Linked DNA regions of Homo sapiens: all the other regions are linked to region 1. The links are chromatin loops, found by intact Hi-C in ENCODE. Cell type or tissue: endothelial cell of umbilical vein. All regions are shown on one strand.

The links. A loop is a pair of places that touch in the nucleus more often than their neighbours do. Peaks named below come from ENCODE experiments on the same cell type or tissue, not always from the same donor. Only the 100,000 strongest peaks of a DNase experiment are listed, where the experiment ranks them.
Region 2: it touches region 1 in a loop (3-fold over the local background); 2 of 110 quality-filtered maps call a loop at or near these places.
Region 3: it touches region 1 in a loop (5-fold over the local background); 8 of 110 quality-filtered maps call a loop at or near these places.

Annotation. Positions count from the first base shown.
Region 1 is chr6:142,471,791-142,479,790 of GRCh38, reverse strand. No RefSeq gene overlaps it. Among named protein-coding and RNA genes, the nearest start is that of ADGRG6, 170 kb to the right of the region's middle. In endothelial cell of umbilical vein, a CTCF peak has its summit at 4,902 (motif pointing left); a DNase peak (open chromatin) is centred at 4,980; H3K27ac peaks cover 364 bases.
Region 2 is chr6:142,228,353-142,236,352 of GRCh38, reverse strand. No RefSeq gene overlaps it. Among named protein-coding and RNA genes, the nearest start is that of LINC02919, 28 kb to the left of the region's middle. In endothelial cell of umbilical vein, a CTCF peak has its summit at 3,696; a DNase peak (open chromatin) is centred at 3,702.
Region 3 is chr6:143,333,593-143,341,592 of GRCh38, reverse strand. It overlaps AIG1 (androgen induced 1), which reads right to left. Exons shown (of 6, transcript NM_016108.4): 6 at 535-1,954. The coding sequence ends at 1,917. Among named protein-coding and RNA genes, the nearest start is that of ADAT2, 110 kb to the left of the region's middle. RefSeq lists an enhancer at 7,427-8,000. In endothelial cell of umbilical vein, a CTCF peak has its summit at 3,814 (motif pointing right); no DNase peak of the experiment used is centred here.

The sequences.
Region 1 (8,000 bases):
GCACCAGTGATATATATATATATATCTCTCTCCACAAAAAAACTTATAGGCACCAGTGAGATACATATATATATATATATATATATATAAAGTTTTTCTGTGTGTGTGTGTGTATATATATATATATGTATATACACATACACAAAAATATATATATACACGCCAAAAAAACTTAATTTCAAAGTTTATTAGTAAATCCCAACAAAACTGAATGTGTGTGTGTATATATATGTATATATAAAATTTATATATATAGTTTTGGTTTTGATATTTAACATTATATTATGATCGTTGTCTCAATAAATATTCTTCATTGAAGTATTTTAATATTTGCGTAATATTTCTTTATATGGTTGGATCTCAATGGATTAAAAATACTTTTCTACTGTCGGTTATCTAGTTTGTCTCCATTATTTCATAATAGTGTGGTGTGTTGTTCAGCATGTAAATTAGCTTGGTCATTACGAGAAACAGTATGGAGGTTCCTAAAAACATTAAAAATCAAGCTACCATGTGATATGGCAAACCCACCACTGGGTACATCCAAAGGAAATGAAATCAATATATGGAAGAGATATGTGTGCTACCATATTCACTGGAGCATTATTCACAATAAATTAAGCTAAGTGCCCGTCAACAAATGAATGGATAAAGAAAATGTGGTATATATATACAATGAAATATAATTCAACCTCAAAAAAATAAGGACATTCTGTCACTTCAGACAATATGGATAAACCTGGAGATCCTAACCTGGAGCTCTTTAGATAAGTGAAATAAGCCAGGTCCAGAGACACAAATACTACATGATCTCACTTATACGCAGAATCTAAAAAACTTGAACTCATAGAAGTAGAGTTACCAGGGGCTAAGGATGAGAGTGAGGAGATATTGTTCATAAGATACAACATTTCAGTTAGACAAGAGAAATAAAGAGAGCTATTGTATAACATGGTGGCTATCATTAATAACAATGTATTGTACTCTCAAAAATTGCTAAAAGAATAGATATCAATTATTCTCACCACAAAAAAGGTAACTATGTGAGATAATGTTTATATTAATTAGCTTGATTTAGCCATTTCACAATGTATACATGTTCCAAAACAACATGCTATAAATAATATATACAATTTTTGTCAATTAAAATAAATAGACAATATTGTAGTGAATATCCTTCTATAAGAATATTTGTCAGCACCTCTGATTAGATCACTTGAAGTAGAAATATTAGGTCAAAACGATCAGACTGTAAGACCCTTTCTACATATTTTTAAAATCCTTCTTAGACTGGTTACACAAATTTACTACCCAATTGTCTCAGTCCATTTGAGCTGCTATGAAAAAACACCATAGACTGGGTGGCTTATAAACAACAGAAATTTAATGGTCCCAGTTCTGGAGGCTGCAAGTCCAAGACCAAGACATTAGCAGATTTGGTGTGTGTGGTGAGGGCCGGCTTCCTGTTTTATAAGTCACATCTTTTTGCTGTGTCATCACATGGCAGGAGGGAGGAGGGAGCCCTCTGTGGCCTCTTTCATAAAAGCACCAATGCCATCCATTAGGGCTCTCCCCTGATGATCTAATCTCCTTCCAAAGGACCCACCTCCAAATATCATCACCCTGAGGATTAAGACTTAACATATGAATTTGGTTGGGGCGGCAGGGGGGTGGGGGTGGAGAACATTCAGTCTATAGCACCAACTGTCAATTTACAATGCCATGCTGCTTTTTTAACCTTACTGGCATAAATTATGTTTTCGTCTCTGCCCATTTGAAAGGAGGGCAAATTCTAGAATGTGGGTTCTGGCATTCTGCTTTTGATTAGAAAGCTGCACAAGAATGTCACTCTACTTATGAGAAAATGCAGATAATCTATAAAACTCTACCTTTTCTTGATCCTATCAGAGAGCTGGGATTGTAAGCCAAATAAACAAACTGATTCCAAAGGGTGACAAGAATCTTTGAGGAGAGATGGGGTCCAAGGACTATTTCAGTTTTGACAGAACATGAGAGAAAGGCGGCTGCCATTAAACAAACTAAGAGAAAGTTAGCTAAAAATTAGAAAACATACTAAAAGCCAAGTGTAAGCTAGCATATCAACTTAAAATAACCATAAGCTCATGCAAGGTGAGCTCACACTTATGTGCAGGCTTGTTTCCACAGGCCTGCACGAGATGCTCACAAGACACAAGGCAACAGAAATATCCTGTCAAGGATTTTGAAGACTGTGTTGTACAGGTTACAAAAGCAACATAAAATACCAAACTCCACATAACTATTGACTACATTGACACAGCCCGCCATACTTTTGTGCAGACAGAAATGTGGTAACCATTGTTACCACAGTAACAACCAGTAATGGTAACTGGTACCTATTACTACGTGTAAATACTATTTACCTCAGTTTTCATCATTCTTCTACACATAATATTAGACATTCAGTAAAAAATACCAGATATATAAAGTTAAAAATAGGAGAAAATGACCCACTTTCAATAGATGAATCAACTATAGAACAAGACTTAGAGATGCTTCAGATATTGGAACTATTGAACAGAATTTTTAAAATAACTAGAATTGGCTTCTGGGTATAATGGAAAAAAGATTCCACAGGATGACTTACTCTGAAGAAAACAACTATAAAACTTAAACAATTTAAAAAGCAACTACCTGAAGGTACTGGAGAATAAACAGAAATGAAGAAATGCTAATGGGAGTGCATGCTTACTTGATAGATCAGAGGTTGATAAACTTTTTCTATAAAGGGCCAGATAAAAGGCTTTGCAACTATGCAACTATTCAACTTGGCCACTGTGACACCAGAACAGTCATGGTTAATACGTAAATGAATAAGCATGGCTGTTTTCCAATAAAACTTTATATATAAAAACAACATGGTGGGCCAGTTTGGCCTACAGGTCAAACATTTCCAACCCCTATGCTAAAGAATAAGGTTTACTTTATTGTTGATACTTTAGACAGGGTGGTCAGAGAAGACCTGTCTGATGAGAAATATTTTAGCTGAGACTTTAGGAAATGACAGTGTGTTCTGGGAAAGGGAAAAAAGTACACACAAGAGTTCTAAAGACTGGAAAAGTTTTGGGCTATTCCAGGAACTGTCAGAAGGCCAGTGCAGCTGGAATATGGTCATCGAGTGCCAAATAAAGTCAGAGAGTGGACAAGGAAGATCATGCAGTGGCTGTAGGTCAGTGTGAGGAATGTGAATTTTCTTGGAAGTGCAAGAGAGAGTCATTGAAAGGTTTAAAAGTGCAGCGATGAGATCTGACATATCTTTTAAAGGTCATTCAGTCTGTTGTGTGGAGGATGGATTGAAAGGTGGAGGACCGATGAGGAACCCAGCCTGGAGATATTTGCAGGAATCCTGTGAAAGAAAACAGAAACTTTTACTTGGTGTTCATACACTGCTATTATTTGCCCTATGAGGTCTTCTCATTCCTAGGAAGTAATGTTATTAACCAAAATTAAAATTTAGAAACCAAAGTAACTTGTCAAAAGTGTTGGAGCTCTGTTGCAAACCCAGGAAGACTAATTCTAAGGCCCATCTTAGACACCCTCCCATAGTCCTTTGACCTTAAGTTGCCCTTCCCATCACTGCTGATGGCCATGTGGTTGAACGGTTTTCCAGAGCTCTTTGGCCCAATACACCATGGTGCAGCATAAGCCATACCACCTCTGGCTTTTGGCACTTACTACAGCCAAAAGTCTGTTGCCTAAATGCAGGGGAGCCACAGCGTTCTCCACAGGCAACCTTCTCATTTCTGAGAGCATGTGCCAGAGGATGTTCACAGCGGAAACCTGGCTGAGTGTGTTTAAGGGCCCTGTAAAGCATGAAGATAATGTCATTATTCAGAGGCATCGTGTTGAAAAATATTGAAAATGCTTTAAAAGTCAGTTTCTCTTTGTTCTTAACAATTGACTATTCCAGTTTGTCATCATCTTCAGGATTTAGTTTTTTTTTGGTTGTTGTTGCTTTTGTTTTTTACCAAACAGTAATCACTTTTGAGGGTATTGCTATCTCACAATTAATTCAATGAACTTGAGGGATAATGAATATTCAGAGCTGAAAGGTGTTTACAAGATCACCCAGTCTGATAGTTTACAAACTGTGCTCTGAGGAAACCTAAGATTCTAGGGGAGAAAGGAGGAAACTCAAGAGGAAAACGTCTCTTTCAACTCTAGCATTTTCCTTTATTATTTTAGGTTTTGAACTTCTGAATAAGAGTCTTAAAAAGAAAAAAAGGAAAAAACATTCCCTTGGTAAAAATGCTTGAACTTACCTAGTCCAATGCCTTACTTTTTACATAAAAGTAATTAAATAATTTGCTTAAGATCCCACAAAGGGGTCAGTGATGGGGCAAGGACTGGCATTCTTAATCCCTGAATTTGTGATTTCGAGAATCAGTGTGGTACCACGGATAGAGAAAATATTGGTCAACAGACTTGGAGCTAATCATTACCAGTGTGTTTGGGCAAGTCACTTTGCCTTTTTAAAGTATCTTCATTTATAAGAGAATTTTGTTGTATTTTGTTTTCCTTCCTTCCTTTTGCTATAATATTTTCTCTCAGAAATGTGACTTTCAATGAATGAGGAGCAGTGAGATGAAATTTTAAAAGACAAGACTGGGACAATTCTCTCTTCTTAATTGTGCTTGCAAGTTTAGTTTAGCACCCTCCATTAGAGCAGCTTTTGTCTCTTTTATTAACTAATGCAACCCAGAAGACCCTTGCACTTAGTAGCAGATCCGTTAATATTTGTTTAGTAGCTAGGTCTACCAAGCTCCAAAAAATTGAATAAGCCATTTTGTTCTAAGGGATGCGCCACTGTTATTAATGCTGTACTGCCATCTTCTGGTCACATGAATAATTACAGTTGCATCCGTGAAAATGAAATCCTTCAGGAACTTGTTCCTTTTTTGTTTTTATATTGCAGTAATAGCATTTAGAGAAAAAAAATTGTGGGAATATCTTATTGTTGTTATAAGCAAATTTTAAAGGTGATCTTTTTAGAGTAGGAAACGTTTACATTTTCTGTGCAAAATGACAAAAGAAATATGTACCCTCACCTGAGAAAGCCAAGCAAGCCAGGGAGAAGAAAGGCTGGAAGCTAAGGAACAGAGGCACCGGGAGGTAAAAGGAACCAAACCCCGGCGCTGGGCGCCGCCCTGCGGACACTCCGGTCCTCAGCTAGAGGGAAGGGGAGACGGCTGGGCCTATGGCGAGGTGGAAATCCTTCCTCAGAGAACTTATGAACTGTGAGCTTGTGAGAGTCCAGAAACCCTGGGAAAATGCCAGGTCCACTAGCTATAGGCCTGGTTCTTCAAAAGCAAGATTTCCCTCACCATATTTTAAAATAAACCCTTGTGGGCCTTTTTTTTTTTCTTAGAAGCCAAGATACGTTGCTACAAAGTGAGATTTTCCTCTGGGCTACAATTGTGTCCTATAAAATATGGATTGTTCTAGAGAAACTCTAAGGCAATAACTTCGAAAACCATTACATCTGATAAGCATTTCTGCTTTCCTGTTCAAAAAGTGTCCTCCCAGCTGGGCGTAGTGGCTCACGCTTGTAATCCCAGCACTTTGGGAGGCCGAGGCGGGAGGATCACGAGGTCAAGAGATCGAGACCATCCTGGCCAACGTGGTGAAACCCCGTCTCTACTAAAAATACAAAAATTAGCCGGGCGTGGTGGCGCACACCTGTAGTCCCAGCTACTCGGGAGGCTGAGAGACAGGAGAATCGCTTGAACCCGGGAGGCAGAGTTTGCAGTGAGCCGAGATTGCACCACTGCACTCCAGCCTGGCGACAAAATGAGACTCCGTCTCAAAAAAAAAAAAAAAGTGTCCTCCCAACACCCCCCATCTAAGATAAAGTACCTGTGAAGAGGAGACCTTATATAACCCATCAGCAGATGTGATTAAAGACTTTAAGATGGGGGATCATCCTAGATGTGATTTAGGAGAGACCCATGTAATCGCAAGGATCCTTAGAAGAAGGGGCAGGCAGACCAAAATCAGAGACCTGCAATGTGACACTTGCAATGGAAATAGACTGGAATGATGTGGTCACCAGTCAAGGAATCTTGGCCACAGCTTCCAGGAGCTGGAAGTGGCCAAGGATGGATTCACACCTGGAGCCTCTAGAAGGACCAGCCATGTGGATGTCTTTATTTTAGACCTATGAGACTTCTTTCAAACTTCCGACTTTCAGAACTTTAGGAGAATAAATTTGTGCTGTTCTAAGTCGTCAGTTTTGTGGTAATTTGTTATGGTGGCAATAGAAAATGAATTGAGTCTTTAATCAATAAGGGTTGTTTTAACATAATCACCATGCTATTATCACACATCACAAAATTAATAATGCCTTAATACCATCAAATATCATATCCAAAGCTCCTTGATATTATGGTTCTAATCACCTTGTATTGTCATTACCTGCTTTCACCACTAGACCATGACATTATTAAGGTGTGGGGTTGATTCTATTCCGCAGTGGATCCCCTGCAGTGCCCAGATCATTGCATATAGTAGATGCTTAAAAAACCAGGGTAAATTGAAATGAATCACATCAATGATAGCTTCAGCGTGAAGTTTCTGAAAATTCAACTTCACTGTTATGACTACATATGTTAAGTCAATATAACGACAAAGTCATGAAGCTTTTCCTTTATGTTTTCTTCTAGGAGTTTTAAAAATTCATGTCTTATGTTTTAAGCCTTTAATCTATTTTTAGTTAATTTTTATGTATGGTTTAAGATAAGGGTTTAATTTCAGTTGATTGCATGTGGATATCCAGTTTTCCAATTTCCATTTGTTGAAGAGACTATCCTTCTCCTGTTGTATGTTCTTGGAATGCTTGTGAAGATCAGCTGACCATGGTGTGTGGGTGTATTTCTGGGTTCTCTATTCTGTTTTGTTCATCTGTATGTCCGTCTTTATGTCAGTACCATAATGTTTTGATTACTCTAGATTTGTATTTTGAAATCAGGAAATGTGATGCCTCCAGTTTTGTCCTTTCTCAAGATTGATTTGGCTATTCATGGTCTTTTATGGCTCTACATGAATTTTAAAATTGTATTTTCTATTGCTATAAAAATGCCATTTAGATTTTGTTAGGGATTACACTGAGTTGGTAGATTGCTTTGGGTAGTATGGACATTTTAACAATAATAGTAGCTCTTCTAATGCAGGCTGTCTTTCCATTTGTTTGTGTCTTAGCTTCTTTCATTCATGTTCTATAGTTTTCAGTATACATCCATTTCATCTCCTCAGCTAAGTTTATTCCTAGATATTTATTCTTTTTGGTGATAATGAAAATGGATTGTTTTTGTAATTTCCTTTTCAGATGGTTCATTGTTAATGTACAGAAAAGCAACTGATTTTTTTTCTTCTACCATAAGCTATTTCTTACTGGAAGGATAATTTTTAATTTTTTTTTATTTTTAATTTTTATTTATATTTTTAGAAACAGGGTCTCACTCTGTTGCCAAGGCTTCAGTGCAGTGGCACAATCAAAGCTCACTGCAGCCTCAAACTCCTAAGCTCCATCAATCCTCTTGCCTCAGCCTCCTGAGTAGCTGGGACTATAGGCCTGTGTCACCATGCCTGGCTAATATTTTATGTTTATTTTGTAGAGAAAGGGTTTTGCTTTGTGGCCCAGGCTGGTCTTGAACTCCTGGCCTCAAGGGATCCTCCCGCTTCAGCCTCCCAAAGTGCTGGGATTACAGGCATGAGCCACTGCACGTGGTCAGATATTTGTATGTTGATTTTGTATACTGCAACTTATTGAATTCATTTATTAGACAGTTTTTTATGGAGTCCTCAAGGTTTTCTCTATATAAGATCATGTCATTTGCAAACCAGGGCACTTTTACTTCTTTGTTGCTGATGTTGATGCCTTTTTATTTTTTTCTTGCCTAATTGCTCTGGCTAAGACTTTAATCTTGACAATGATTTCATGGATATGACAACAAAACCACAGG
Region 2 (8,000 bases), 240 kb after region 1:
AATTAAAACTATTGTAAAAATTGTTTTGGCATTAACATATTGTAACTGGATAAGTAATTGATCCCGAGAATGCCAATCAAGAAATCTCCAGAGACCCAATCACCCTCGAGAAGGGGAAACACGGTTCCTTTGCCATATGCCCTCTTTATTGGGTTATCATTTTCCTACAATTCCCTAGCATGATATATTAGTAACTGCTGGGTTCATTTGAAGGCTCATAAAGTAATAATGTCAATCACAAGGATTAAAAACACTCTTCCCTTGGCTCTCATTCCTGCATGAATGAATTGCCTATATGAATGTAATCCAAATTTGGAAATGGTGGAAGCCAGAAAAAATAAGAACCACTGAGAAAGAAAGTCGAGGGAAAAGCCAAGCTTGAGTGAGAACTTAACTTGTGATTTTGCTACAAAAATTTTTACTGGAGCGTCTGGATAATTGTGAAAACAAATAGAGTTTTTCCTTTTAGGTCCCACTAGACATTGACTGGTGTCAATGTCAAATTACATAAGGTTTTCCTTGTAAGTACAGCTGCATACACTACTTAGGCAGGGTTTTTTAAAAACTATATATTTTTTTGTGCCTGAGCAGCTTTGTCTGGTGAAGTTTCTCAGAATAATATTTTGAAATGGATAAAGTAAAATAAAGTATACTCATTTTCCAATGCTGCTGTACCAAAATACCACAAATCGGGGAATGAATACAAATTTATCTTACAGTTCTAGAGGTCAGAAGTCTGATAGAGGTCTTACTGGGCTAAAATTAAGGTGTTGACAAGGCTGCATTCCTTTTTGGAAGATCTAAGGGAGGCTGTGTTTCCTTGCCTTTCCCAGCTTCTCAAGGCCACCCGCATTCCTTGGCTCATGGTCCTCTTTTTCCATCTTCAAAGGCTGCAAAGGTGATCAACTCCTTTCCATAGCCCTCTTTGATCACAGCTGGGAAAGGTTCTTTGCTTCTGTAAACACATTAGATGAGCCCATCTGGGCGATTCAGGATAGTCTCCCCACCTGGTGGGATCTCCCCAGCAGTTTCCTTACCTTAATTATAAACACAGTCTCTTTTGCCATTTATAAGATCATATTCACAAGTACTGGGGATTACGGTGTAGGCTTCTTTGTTGGCCATTGTTTTACCTAGCAGAACTATATAGATAAAATAATTATGTGGAAATCAGTAATAAAAATATATTAAAAGCCAAGTTTTTGATATAATAATAAATACTTGTCTTTATTAACACTTTAAATAACAAGATCTAGAACAGATCTAACAATGCCCATATGTTCAAAAGAGTGATGAACATAAATTATTTTTCTGCAATGACTGTAATGAGGTTTGAAAATATCTGTAATTAATTTCTATTGATGATGGTCACAGAAATTGCTAATACTACTGTGGTTTGTTGTTTATATTCATAATTGCAGAAAATGCTAAATTTTGGCTGGGCGTGGTGGCTGATGCCTATAATCCCAGCACTTCGGGAGGCCTAGGCGGGCGGATCACCTAAGGTCAGGAGTTCGAGACCAGCCTGACCAACGTGAAGAAACCCCGTCTCTACTAAAAATACAAAATTAGCTGGGCATGGTGGTGCATGACTGTAATCCCAGCTACTCGGCAGGCTGAGGTGGGAGAATCACTTGAACCTGAGAGACACAGGTTGCAGTGAGCTGAGATCATGCCATTGCACTCCAGCCTGGGCGACAAGAGTGAAACTCAGTCGGGGAAGGGAAGGGAAGGGAAGGGAAGGGAAGGGAAGGGAAGAAGGGAAGGGAAGGGAAGTGAAGGGGAGGGGAGGTGAGGGGAGGGGAGGGAGAGGGGAGAGAAAGAAAGAAAAGAAAGAGCCAAATTTCAGCTAGATATAAAAAAGTAAAGATACGTTTTTTTCCCCTATCCTATCCAAGATCATAGACCCTTTTCCAGGTTAAGAACCTCTTGTTTAAGGAGACATCAAGAATTAAAACTCTGTTATTGCCCTGGGAATGGCAAAAAGAGTACAGACCCTTTTCTACAAGTCATGCAAATCATCTTGTACAGCAAGAGTTAGAGTTTCCATAATGCCAGGAAAATCCGAGTATCTTCAAGCTCTGCTTACTCTACAAAGCCTTCTTCGACATTTTTAAGGACACAGTGATAGCCTACACCCTTGTTATTTTCTCTCTCAATTTGACATTTTATCATACGATTTGACATGTTATTACACAATGTCTCAATTTGACATGTTATTACACATCGTCTCAATTTGACATTTTATCTTGGGACATTAGGTATCTTTTTATGTGTATGTTTCTTACTGCTCTAGGGAGATTGGAAACTGTAAGCAGAAGTGATATACGTCTTTGTACTTTTGTGGAGTTTTGAGGGCATTTTAGAGTAATAATTAGTGAATATTTATGAAGGAATTGACTAATCAATTAATGATCCCCGCTGGACTTACACATGTATTTTGAGGAAAATGTCAAATTTCAAAATGTGCTTAGCCAGCTGAATCATTTTGAAATAGTCTTCAGAACGTGATATAAGAAGAGAGTCAGAGGTGTTTTGGTTTTTACTCTTTCACTAACCAGCTGTGTGATCCCGAGTAAATAACTGCATCTCTCCTGGGTCTCAGGTCCATCCTTTGTAAAATGGAAGGACTGGAAAATATCATCTTTGAGGTCCCTTCCTTCTTTAAGAGTTTGTGAATCAAAGAGTTTAGATCACCTTCATCAACACTACTAAAGCTTTTTACACTTCATTAGGACTGAATTCAAGTTTCTAGGATTATTCATCTTCCCTGAGATGGTTAATACTGAGTGTCAATTTGATTGGATTGGTGTTGGTCTTGGGGGTGTCTGTGAGGGCATTGCCAAAGGAGATTAACATTTGAGATTTGAGTTAGTGGGCTGGAAAAGGCAAACCCACCCTTAATTTGGTGGGCACCATCTAATCTGTTGCCAGTGAATATAAAGCAGAAAGGGAAAAGGAGAGACTGGCCTAGCCTCCCAGCTTACATCTTTCTCCTGTGCTGGATGCTTCCTGCCCTCAAACATGGGACTCCAGGTTCTTCAGTTTTGAGACTCGGACTGGCTCTCCTTGCTCCTCAAGCTTGCAGATGGCCTATTGTGGAACCTTGTGATCAAGTGAGTTAATACTTAATAAACTCCCCTTTATATCTATCTATCTATCCTATTAGTTCTGTCCCTCTAGAGAACCCTGACTAATACATTCCCCAAGTAGTATAAGAATTTAAATGCCTAAACACTAAGACTTTCCTGAGAAGGTAAATTGTGACTGTATTAAACACACCTCGAATAATATGTGCTCCTTCTTCTCAAAAGACTCATTTGGAGGTTCACTCCAGACCCTGTTTGCCTGGGTATCACCAGTGGAGGCTGCAGAACAGCAAATATTGCTGCCTGATCCTTCCTCTGGAGGCTTCGTCCCAGAGGGGCACCTGCCTGTTTGAGGTGTCTGTTGGCCCCTACTGGGAGGTGTTTCCCAGTCAGGCTACACGGGGGTCAGGGACCCACTTGAGGAGGCAGTCTGTCATTCTCGGAGCTCGAACGTCATGTTGAGAGAACCACTGCTCTCTTCAGAGCTGTCGGACAGGGACATTTAAGTCTGCAGAAGCTGTCTGCTGCCTTTTTTTCTACTATGCTCTGCCCCCAGAGGTGGAATCTATAAAGGCAGTAGGCCTTGCTGAGCTGTGGTGGGCTCTGTTCAGTTCATGCTTCCTGGCGTCTTTGTTTACACTGTGAGCTACTCAAGCCTCAGCAATGGCAGACACTCCTCCCCCTGTCAAGCTGCAGCATTGCAGGTTGATCTCAGACTGCTGCGCTAGCAGTGAGCAAGGCTCCGTGGGCATGGGATCTGCCAAGCCAGGCACGAGAGGGCATCTCTTATTCTGCCAGTTGCTAAGACTGTGGGAAAAGTGCAGTATTTGATCAGGAGTGTACCATTTCTCCAGGTACAGTCTGTCACGGCTTCCCTTGGCTAGGAAAGGGAAATCCCCCAGCCCCTTGCACTTCCTGGGTAAGGCGATGCCCTGCCCTACTTCAGCTTGCCCTCCATCTCACTAAGAGCTGCAGACTGGAGCTGTTCCTATTTGGCCATCTTGGAAGTGACTCCTTTTTTTGAGATGGAGTCTTGCTTTGTCACCCAGGCTAGAGTGCAGTGGCCTGATCTCGCCTCACTGCAATCTCCACCTCCTGGGGTTCAAGCAATTCTCTTGCCTCAGCCTCCCAAGTAGCTGGGACTACAGGTGCCCACCACCATGCCCGGCCAATTTTTGTATTTTTAGTAGAGACGTGGTTTTGCCATGTTGGCCAGGCTGGTCTCTAACTCCGGATCCCGGGTGATCTGCCTGCCTTGGCCTCCCAAAGTGCTGGGATTATAGGCATGAGCCACCATGCCCAGTACACATTGATTTTATATCCTGAGACTTTCCTGAAGTTGCTGATCAGCTTAAGAAGCTTTTGGGCTTTTCTGCATCTGTTGCAGTAATCATGTGGTTTTTGTCATTGGTTCTTTTTATGTGATGGATTACGTTTGTTGATTTGCATATGTAGAACCAGCCTTGAATCCGAGGGATGAAGCCAACTTGATTGTCATGGATAACGTTTTGATGTGCTGCTGGATTTAGTTTGCCAGTATTTTACTGAGGATTTTTGCATCAATGTACTTCTGGGATATTGGCCTAAAATTATCTTTTTTTGTTGTGTCTCTCCCAGGCTTTGGCATCAGGATGATGCTAGCCTCATAAAAGGCCTTTGACAAAATTCAACAGCCCTTCATGCTAAAAATGCTCAATAAACTAGGTATTGATGGAATGTATCTCAAAATAATAAGAGCTATTTATGACAAACCCACAGCCAATATCATACTGAATGGGCAAAAACTGAAAGCATTATTCCCTTTGAAAATAGGCACAAGACGAGGATGAAGGATGCCCTCTCCCACCACTCCTATTCAACATAGTGTCAGAAGTTCTGGCTAGGGCAATCAGGCAACAGAAAGAAATAAAGGTATTCAATTAGGAAAAGAAGAAGTCAAATTGTCTCTGTTTGCAGATGACATGATTGTATATTTGGAAAACCCCATCGTCTCAGCCCCAAATCTCCTTAAGCTGATAAGCAACTTCAGCAAAGTCTCAGGATACAAAATCAACGTGCAAAAATCACAAGCATTCCTATACACCAATAATAGACAAACAGAGAGCCAAATCATGAGTGGGTGCCCATTCACAATTACTGCAAAGAGAATAAAATACCTAGGAATACAACTTACAAGGGATGTGAAGGACCTCTTCAAGGAGAACTACAAACCAGTGCTCAACAAAATAAAAGAGGACACAAACAAATGGAAGAGCATTTCATGCTCATGGATAGGAAGAATCAATATCATGAAAAGGGCCATACTGCCCAAGGTAACTTATACATTCAATGCTATCCCCATCAAGCTACCACTGACTTCCTTCACAGAATTGGAAAAAACTACTTTAAAGTTCATATGGAACCAAAAAAGAGCACGCATAGCCAAGACAATTCTAAGCAAAAAGAACAAAGCTGGAGGCATCACACTACCTGACTTCAAACTATACTACAAGTGTACAGTAACCAAAACAGCATGGTGCCAGTACCAAAACAGATATATAGACCAATGGAACAGAACAGAGGCCTCAGAAATAACACCACACATCTACAACCATCTGATCTTTGACAAACCTGACAAAAACAAACAATGGGTAAAGGATTCCCTATTTGATAAATGGTGCTGGGAAAACTGGCTAGCCATATGTAGAAAGCTAAAACTGGATCCCTTCCGTATACAAAAATTAACTCAAGATGGATTAAAGACTTAAATGTAAGACCTAACACCATAAAAACCCTAGAAGAAAACCTAGGCAATACCATTCAGGACATAGGTATGGGCAAAGACTACAAGACTAAAACACCAAAGCAATGGCAACAAAAGCCAAAATAGACAAATGGAATCTAATTAAACTAAAGAGCTTCTGCACAGCCAAAGAAACTATCATCAGAGTGAACAGGCAACTTACAGAATGGGAGAAAATCTTTGCAATCTACTCATCTGACAAAGGGCTAATATCCAGAATCTACAAAGAACTCAAACAAATTTATAAGAAAAAAACAAATAACCCCATCAAAAAGTGGGAAAAGTATATAAACAGACACTTCTCAAAAGAAGACATTTATTCAACCAATAGACATATGAAAAAATGCTCATCATCACTGGTCATCAGAGAAATGCCAATCAAAACCACAACGAGATAACATCTCATGCCATTTAGAATAGCGATCATTTAAAAAGTCAGGAAACAACAGATGCTGGAGAGGATGTGGAGAAAAAGGAATGCTTTTACACTGTGGTGGGGGTGTAAATTAGTTCAACCATTGTGGAAGACAGTGTGGCAATTCCTCAAGGATCTAGAACTAGAGATACCATTTGACCCAGCAATCCCATTACTGGGTATATACTCAAAGGATTATAAATCATGCTACTATAAAGACACATGCACACGTATGTTTATTGTGGCACTATTCACAATAGCAAAGACTTGATCAACCCAAATGTCCATCAATGATAGACTAGATTAAGAAAATGTGGCACATATACACCATGGAATACTATGCAGCCATAAAAAAGGTTGAATTCATGTCCTTTGCAGAGACATGGATAAAGCTAGAAAGCATCCATTCTAAGCCAACTATCACAAGGACAGAAAACCAAACACCATATGTTCTGACTCATAGGTGAGAGTTGAACAACAAGAACACACGGACACAGGGCAGGGAACATCACACACCGGGGCCTGTTGGAGCGTGGGGGCAGGGGGAGGGATAGCACTGGGAGAAATACCTAATGGAAATGACGAGTTGATGGGTGCAGCAAACCAACATGGCACATGTATACCTATGTAACAAACCTGCATGTTGTGCACATGTACCTTAGAACTTAAGGTATAATAAAAAAAATCAATGTGCAAAAATTAGTAGCATTCCTATACACCAACAACAGGCAAGCAGAGACCAAATCATGAATGAATTCCCATTCACAATTGCCACAAAAAGAATAAAATACCTAGGAGTACAGCCAACAAGGGACATAAAGAACCTCTTTAGGGTGCACTACAAACCACTTCTCAAAGAATTCAGCGAGGACAAAAACAAATGGAGCAATATTTTATGCTTATGCATAGGAAGAATCAATATGGTGAAAATGGCCATACTGCCCAAAGTAATTTATAGATTCAATACTATTCTCATTGAGTATTCTCATTGAGCTGCCATTGACATTCTTCACAGAATTAGAAAATCTTTTTTAAAATTTATATGGAAGCAAAAAAGAGTCTGTATAGCGAAGACAATCCTAAACAAAAAGAACAAAGCTGGAGGCATCATAGTACATGACTTCAAACTATACTATAAGGCTACAGTAACCAAAGCAGCATGGTAATGGTACAAGAACAGACACAGAGACCAATGGAACAGGATAGAGAACTCAGAAATAAGACTGCACTCCTACAACCATCTGATCTTCAATAAAGTTGACAAAAACAAGCAATGGGGAGAGGATTCCCTATTTACTAAATGGTGCTGGAAGTGCTGGCTAGTCATATGCAGAAAATTGAAACTGGACCCCTTTCTTACACCATATACAAAAATCAACTCAAGATGGATTAAAGACTTAAATGTAAATCCCAGAATTATAAAAGCCCTAGAAGAAAACCCAGGCAATACCATTCGGGGCATAGGTGCAGGCAAAGATTTCATGACAAAAACACCAAAAGCAATTGCAGCAAAAGCAAAAATTGACAAATGGTATCTAATTAAACTAAGGACCTTCTGCACAGTAAAAGAGTGAACAGACAACCTACAGAATAGGGTAAAATTTTTGCAATCTATCTATCTGACAAAGGTCTAACATCCAGAGTTTACAAGGAACTTAAACAGATTTACAAGAAAAACCAGACAACCTCATTTAAAAGTGGGCAAAAGACATGA
Region 3 (8,000 bases), 860 kb before region 1:
CACATGGTCTTTCCTCTGTGTATGTACATTCCTGGTGTCCCTTTGTGTGTCCTAATTCCCCCTTTTTACAAAGATACTACTCAGATTGGATTAGGGCCCATTTTAATGGCCTCATTTTAACTTAATCCCCTCTTTAAAGGCCCTGTCTCCAAAAACAGTCATATTCTAAGGCACTAGGGGTTACGGGTTCAACATATAAATTTTAGGGGGACACAGTGCCACAATGTAACCCATAATAGAGGTCAGACAGGTAAGATACATGTAGTTGTGATGGAAACCAACTCTGGATCCTTCAAGTCTTTGATCCTGTACTAACTGCAGCAGTCATTCCAAGGATGTGGTATTGCTGTGCTTTTCTGTTTTGGTGGATTTCTGCTTGACTTTCCTACTTAAAAGTCCCAGCTCCATGAGTTAGGAAACTAATATGGTAATGCTGCTAGATGCATTCTATATTTCTATCAATTTTGCTTTCAGAAATGGGGGGCATATAGAGTGAATGTGTGTGGGAGAAAGAGAGAGACAGAGAGACGGAAGGAAGAGAGATTTTTAGCATTTAATTACATTTAAATGTAACTAATTTTAAATTAACTTTTTGAGTTTAAATTTTTTTCAAATTAAAAAGTTTAATGCTTTTCATTTTTTAATTTTAAAATGTAATTATAATTTTGGAGTGAATGGTTTTATATCATTTGTTGATCTCTCTCAACATTGGGCAATCAATACTTATATTTGTGTTAAGTAACATTTTATAATTTATATAACATATTTTTCATCTTAAAAATAATTACGGTCAAAGATTTTGTAAAATAGTTTTTTTAAAAACAATTTTGTGGCTGGGCGCGGTGGTTCATGTCTGTAATCCCAGCACTTTGGGAGGCCGAGGCGTGTGGATCACAAGGTCAGGAGATCGAGACCATCCTGGCTAACAAGGTGAAACCCCGTCTCTACTAAAAATACAAAAAATAAGCCGGGCGTGTGGCAGGCGCCTGTAGTCCCAGCTACTCGGGAGGCTGAGAAGGCAGGAGAATGGCATGAACCCGGGAAGCGGAGCTTGCCGTGAGCTGAGATCACGCCACTGTACTCCAGCCTGGGCGACAGAGTGAGACTCCATCTGGAAAAAAAGAAAAAAAAAATTTGTTTTGGAGTTATCAAAAAGATTCACATTTTTTAAAATCCAAAAATTATAGGAAAGAACCAGGTTCAGTAAACCCATTTTCAACAGGTAATAAAAATGAAAAGGAGATACTAATGCTGTTAGGATTTTGAGATGCACAATGCAGACGTCAGGTTCAGGGTGGCTTTGTCTTTATTAGTCAGCATTTGCATCTAGGAAAAGTTTCACATGATTAAATCAAGAGATGCAATACACTCAGGCTTTTCATGAAATTGACATCATTATTACAAATGGTGCTCATTTGAGGCAACTGTGACATTATGCAATGAGAAACATCTGTCCCCTTCCCTCTCAGGTCCCCATGGTGGCCTAGGTTCATGATTACAGCCACCTTTAGGATTAAATACACAAAAGCCTTACTCTATATATGCCCCTTTGACTTTAACATATTTCTCAAAAAGAAGTGCAATAAACTTTTATTCTTTCTTGATTAGATGGAGTTACAATTGCCAAAATAAAAATCCAAGGTCCAATTCTGGTTTTAAAACTAGAAAAGGAAAAAATGTTATTATCAGTAATGACTTTGGGAAGAATTCTTTAACACACAGTGAGGGTGAGTTCTTTTGGAAACAACTGTATTCTATGTTTATACATATTTATATATAAAAGGTGTCCTCATTGGGGGAGGGGGGTGCTGATGCCACCAAGTTCCTTTGAAGCCTTTTCTCCCCCACTGCCAATGCCCGAGGGGAAGGAGTCTTCAATGGCGGCTCAATCTAGCTCTTGCGTTTAGACTTGGATCTCATTCCAATTTAGGCTTTTCTTTCTCTTCTTCCATACCTAGAAATACAGGCAAAGTGTTTTATTTGAGCATCAGATTAAACCACAAGCAGTTTGTTTAATCTGGCTTGCTAACACTACTCACACATCCACTCATCTGCCCTCACTTCTCCCATTCACCCTCCTGACACACCCCCTATTCCCTCCTAGCTAAGAAGGAAAGCCATGCACAACTTTCTCCAGAAACATCCTCAGTGACCTCTCTTCCCCACCCTTTCCACAGAATCAGGACACAGCATCTCTGGGACACACCCAGCTCCTATGGCCTCTGGGAGACAAGGCTTCAAGTTGATTCATGACTTGCTGAGTTTGCATGGAAATCCCAGCTAGACTGCTTTTTAAACCAGCTTCTGGCAACATGAGGTGTGCAACTCATGAGTTTCAAACAGACTTCATTTATTTTTACTTTAGTCCTGTCTCTTCCTAAGGCAAGGACTTTGGATTTTAAAAAGCCATGCTTTTTTTTTTCTTGTTTTCTTTTTAAAGTTCATAGAGAGTTTATTAGCCATAAGAGCTGTTTATTTCCATACTCATGAATCTTAAACTGCAATTCTCTCTCTATTCAACCCAATCCTGGTAGAATCATGTTTTTCTTCCTGAAGGACTTGTATGTACTGGACCAGTAAGAACCTTTGCCTGTTGTCTGTAGAGAATAGTCGATGATGTTTCATGTTCCTGAAGATGAAAATGTTCATCATTTTTAGGAATTATAGTTAAATCTGGCAAGTGCTTCTTGCTTTTTTCTTTTTCTTGTACCTAAACATTTTTTGAATCATACCAAATTCTCAGTTTCTTTGTTTCAATAGCAAAAATGAAACAAAATAACTTAAAATACCACTTTGCAGGTTTTGTTAGTATTCTTTCATAAATTGCAAGCTTTCTGAGGGTAGGGCCCTTCCCTATTTTGTTCCCCAGCACCTAACATAGTGTGTGTGTCTCATTGCAGGAGCTCAATTAATCTTTGCTGAATAAAATTAATAAGCAATGAACACAGAGAAGACCTCAGAAGCCTGGACTAGTGGAAAGCAGAACAAAATATGGGACTCCACAATATGAAAATTATAAAATTTAACCCCAGAGGGTCATAATGTTAGGGCTTACAATAGGAAGGACTCCCCCACCACATAACCCCAGCTCCTGGTATATGTTTTGTGCTGTCAGAGTAGTGGTGGTGGAATGTGGGTAACGTGCTCTGAATGAATGTCCCCAGATGATCTTTTATGTTTGGTTTTCATGGCTAAGGAACTGGCAGAGATCTGGAGCACTTTTTCCAAAGTCCTTCTCAGAAATCCTATGAAGGAAAACTTCAAATTGAGGAGTAAGGACATCTGACGGGAGGAGGAACAGGTTTGAAGGCAAGAAGGTACAACACGCCTTCGTTGTTGGGTAACCACGGAAAGAAGAAAACAGCACAGATTCAGCTCAAACAGCACATGTGTCTTGAACCTCAGCTCTGTCCATATTCCCTCTCCTGTGGAGAAGCTATCAGGGGCTAAGAGCAGTTTGCTTTTCTTTTTAAAGTCTGTTTTTTCCAAAGCGTTCTCCTGCAGATGGGTTGACTTGGCAGCAGTGCTGGAATCTTCAAAAGCGCGGGTGGAGAACGGGGGGTATTCATTGACCTAGAGAGGGAAAATGGCTTCCCACCTACTTTAGTTTGGCAGCTGTGAGGTAGACAGAAAAAATTAGACAGCTGTAAATAATGTTTGCAAGAACCAGAGATAAAATTTCCAGGCAAAGGGCAGGAAGAAACCTATCGCAAAGCGAAGGCAGGATACACTTTTGGGACCAGAGGGGACAAGACTGCAGGGCGCTGAGGGAGTCAGTCACATGCCCTTCCTGCAGGCCGGTGGAGGGCTCCACCAGGGGGCAGTGCTGGGACATCGCTAGACCTGGATGGGCCTGGGGGGAAATGACCTGCACGGGTAGCTGGAGGAGAAGAGGTGCAGGTTTCTGCACACATAGACGTCTCCTGTCTCCCCGCTTGCCTACTTTCTCTGTCCTCACACCAACCTTTTGGTTTTGAAAAGACTCATTTCTGGTCTTACAAAATGTAGCTTTAGTAAGACTGGTCAGATATACCAAAATTGGGATAAAGTCTTAGCTTAAGTAAAGAAATATTTCAGCTGTGAATTGTGTCCCCCCCCGCGCTCCACCCCGCCAAACTGCTACATCGAAGTGCTTAACTCTCAGTACCTCAGATTGGGAGAGAATGCCAAGGGTGTGGCTGGACAGCCATGTGCTAACGAAATTAGGTACGTGACTCACGGATCCAATCAACCTCCACAGTAGATGCCAGAAATAGAGAGGTGGTTATCTGAAAAAGATCCGCGGAGTGCCCTCTTGTCTGACTGCTTGGACCCCCATGACTTGCATGGGAGGCCAATAAGGTTTTTGAGAATTTTATACCAGCAGAAACATTGACAGCATGGACTGAAAGGGACAGAGACAGGATGAAATGAAGGACCAATGGCTTCAAAGATGGTTCAGCGACTGGCTCCTCCTTGGTTGTAGAGGGTAGAACTATTGCCCAGGGCTGTGGGGGTGGGGCTCCTGTGACCCTGTGCCTGGAAGGCAGGGCTATGCATCCCCTCCCCTGTGAGCCCTGAGGACAGAACATCTAGCCAAAGAGGATTATTTTCAAGCCTTAAAATGGAATGGAATTTCCCCCGCTAGCTTCAGACTTGCTTGGGAACCATGATTCTTTCTTTTTTTTTCCCCCTGCAACTTCTCCCTTACAGAATGGGAATGTATATTCTATGCCTGTCCCACCATTCTGTTTTGGAAGCAGATAACTTTTTGTCTGGTTTCCCAGGTTCACACACAGCTAGAGAACAATTTTGCTTCAGGATGACTCATACCCTGAGTGTCACGCATACCCAATTTTATGATATTTAAGATGAGATTTTGGACTTGAGAGTTGATGTCTGAAAGACGTTTGGGGTTGTTGGGATGGAATATTTTCATTGGGTGAAGGACATGTATTCTGGTGGGGAGAGAGTGAAGTATTATGAGCTGAACTCTGTCCCCCACTTCCAAATTCATATGCTGAAATCCTAACCCCCAGGATGTGGTTTTAAAGTCAGAATGTGACTTTACTTGGAGATAAGTATTTACAAATGAGGTCATCAGGGTGGGCCCTAATCAAATACAACTGGTATTCTTATACAAAGGGGAAATTTGGAGACTGGACTGAACATCAGTTAGAAGGCACTGGCTCTGCCATCACCTGTTCTGGAGGGTCACTTAAGATTTTGGGGCCTCAGTTACTTTTGGTGAAAGGAAAGGGTCGGTTTCGATGATTTCCAATCTCTCTTTCAGCAGTAAGATTCTGCAATAATGTGATTTTTATCTTGAAGTTGTAGCTAACATAAGTTACCCAAGTAGACAGAGTTGAGCTATTAAAAACCATTATGGAAAAAGGAGGGTGGCTCCAATGCAATCTTCCTTCTTCTTGGGGGATTGTATAGTAACTGATGTGAAATACTCAGGATTGTAGTACTGTACTCCCATGTCCTCAATTCATCCTAACACACTGCTTTTAGTGAGTAGTTTTTGACTCAACAGCTAACAGAATCAGGCAGCTAATGTGACTGAGTAAAGTGGCCAGGTGAGAACGAGGGAAAGTTAGTCATCTAAAGTGGATAACTGATACTCAATTCTTTTTTCTTTTCTTTCTGTTTTTTTTTTTTTTTTCTGAGAGTTTCACTCTGTGGCTCAGGATGGAGTGTGGTGGCACGATCTTGGCTCACTGCAACCTCTGCCTCCAGGTTGAAGCGATTCTCGTGCCTTAGCCTCCCAAGTAGCTGAGATTACAGGCATGTACGCCCGGCTCATTTTTGTATGTTTAGTAGAGATGGAGTTTTGCAATGTTGGCCAGACTGGTCTTGAACTCCTGGGCTCAAGTGATCTGCCCACCTTAGCCTCCCAAAGTTCTGAGATTACAGGTGTAAGCCACCGTGCCCAGCCAAGGGATAACTGATACTCTATTCTAAACCATTGTCACCAGAATAGAACAGTGGGCTCTGTGTTCCAGATCTTAAAATATTTCCTAAGAAGCTGAAAATCTGGCCTTCATGTGAAATCTCCTATTTTTTTTTTTTTTTTTTTTGAGATGGAGTCTTGTTCTGTTGCCAGGCTGGGGTGCAGTGGCATGATCTCAGCTCACTGCAACCTCTGCCTCCTGGGTTCAAGCAGTTCTCCTGCCTCAGCCTCCCGAGTACCTGGGACTACAGGCACACGCCACCATGCCTGGCTAATTTTTGTATTTTTAGTAGAGATGGGATTTCACCATGTTGGCCAGGATGGTCTCCATCTCTTGACCTCGTGATCCACCTGCCTCAGTCTCCCAAAGTGCCGGGATTACAGGCATGAGCCACTGCGCCCAGCCAAAATCACCCAATTTTAAAATACTGATTCAAAAACAAAAATTCCACGATGTAGGCCTAACAGAACTTGATAGGTAGAAGTTGGGGGAGGCCAGCAGTTTGTGACCCCTCTTGTAAATGAGGATGATACTTACTTGGCACAAAACATCTGTCTTTGTGGAACTAACTAGATGGTCCTAGGTACATAAACTTAATTTTCATATCTAAAATGAATTTTTAAAAAAAGTTAGTCAATCTTATGTTACTTAAAAGAATGGCATAAATTAAACAAATCATTCAAAAAACCTTAATTTCATTATTCATTTTTAACTCCTCATTCAAAGCTGCTAAAAAGCAGTATTCTATTAATGTAGAGTGGATATTTCTCTCTAGTGGTTTTCAGGTCATCCTCTCATAGAAGTAGTAGAACTGTGGCCAAATGACTGTCAAATCAATCAAGTCAAGTGTAAGCAGGTACTTAAGTACTTCCTGAATAACATATATTGGACACATTCGTTTAAGTTTAAATACAGTTTTTCTTCCAAGAAGCTGAGAAAGGTTTATATTTTGTTCTCAAAATATTTTTGTCAAGTAACTAAATACTTCTGTAAATTAATGGAGAAAGATCACTATTTCCATTGAACAGGTGGAACATTATTAAAAGATTAGTGTCTTGTTCCCCAAGCTGTGGCCTGAACAGAATTAAAAATGTTGATACTTTTTCTAATAGAACATTGATTAAAATCAAAAGCTGATGAGAAAAGAAACCCTCAAATTCCTCTGCGCCATTTAACATTGGCTAATACCCTGACACATACAATCTTAGAGGATCCACACACACAAAAGTCTGATTCAGTAACCATGCACAGTAACCATGCACTCACTGTGCGTTATTTGTCTGATTCCATTGAGCTCCTGGCAGGGTGTCTGGCACAAAGCAGGGTGCTCAATGTCTGTGTCACAGAGTCCATTTACTGGGGATGTCTAGAATGCTGTGATTGTGTCAGAGGAAAGAGCCAGGGCTTCCTAAAATCTCCAAACCATCTTGCCTTTGGATGTATTTTCATGCAGGACTCAATCACTACATGTCTGTGCTGGCGCTTTTTCCACCTTTCAATTTTTATGTTATTGTACATACACTTTGGACAGGTTTTGCACAGCTTGGATAAGATTACGTGCCTTGCCAAGATGGAGGCTCTGCCATAAATGGAAACAAAAGAGAAATCAAATCACAGGTTAAAAGAGTTTTTCCAGCCACGAAATATTATCTTTTACTGCTTGTAGCTCTTTGCCACTTTCAGACTTTCCGTGACAGCCACTGGTGAGTCAAGGTGGCCGGAGCATCACACACTGCTTAGATAGAGCTCTAGCAGAATGGTAGTAAGACCTCTCCCAGGTGACTGCACCCACATAGAAAGTGGAGATCTGGGTGACTTTAAAGGAGATTGGTTACATTTAATAATGTATCTATTTAATTTGAGGTCCCTTTAGCTAACTAAGGCAGCATTGTGTTGTTAATGAGGACAAATTTCCCTAATATATATTTTTTGCTAACACTACATTTTTCCCTATAAAATTTTATAGACATGCCTCTTTCCTCTTTAGATTTGGAGGTTTTACTAGCTAACAAGACCAAGTGACTAGTAAAACTTTCAGGTAACTGTCAGCAGCTCTTAAATTCA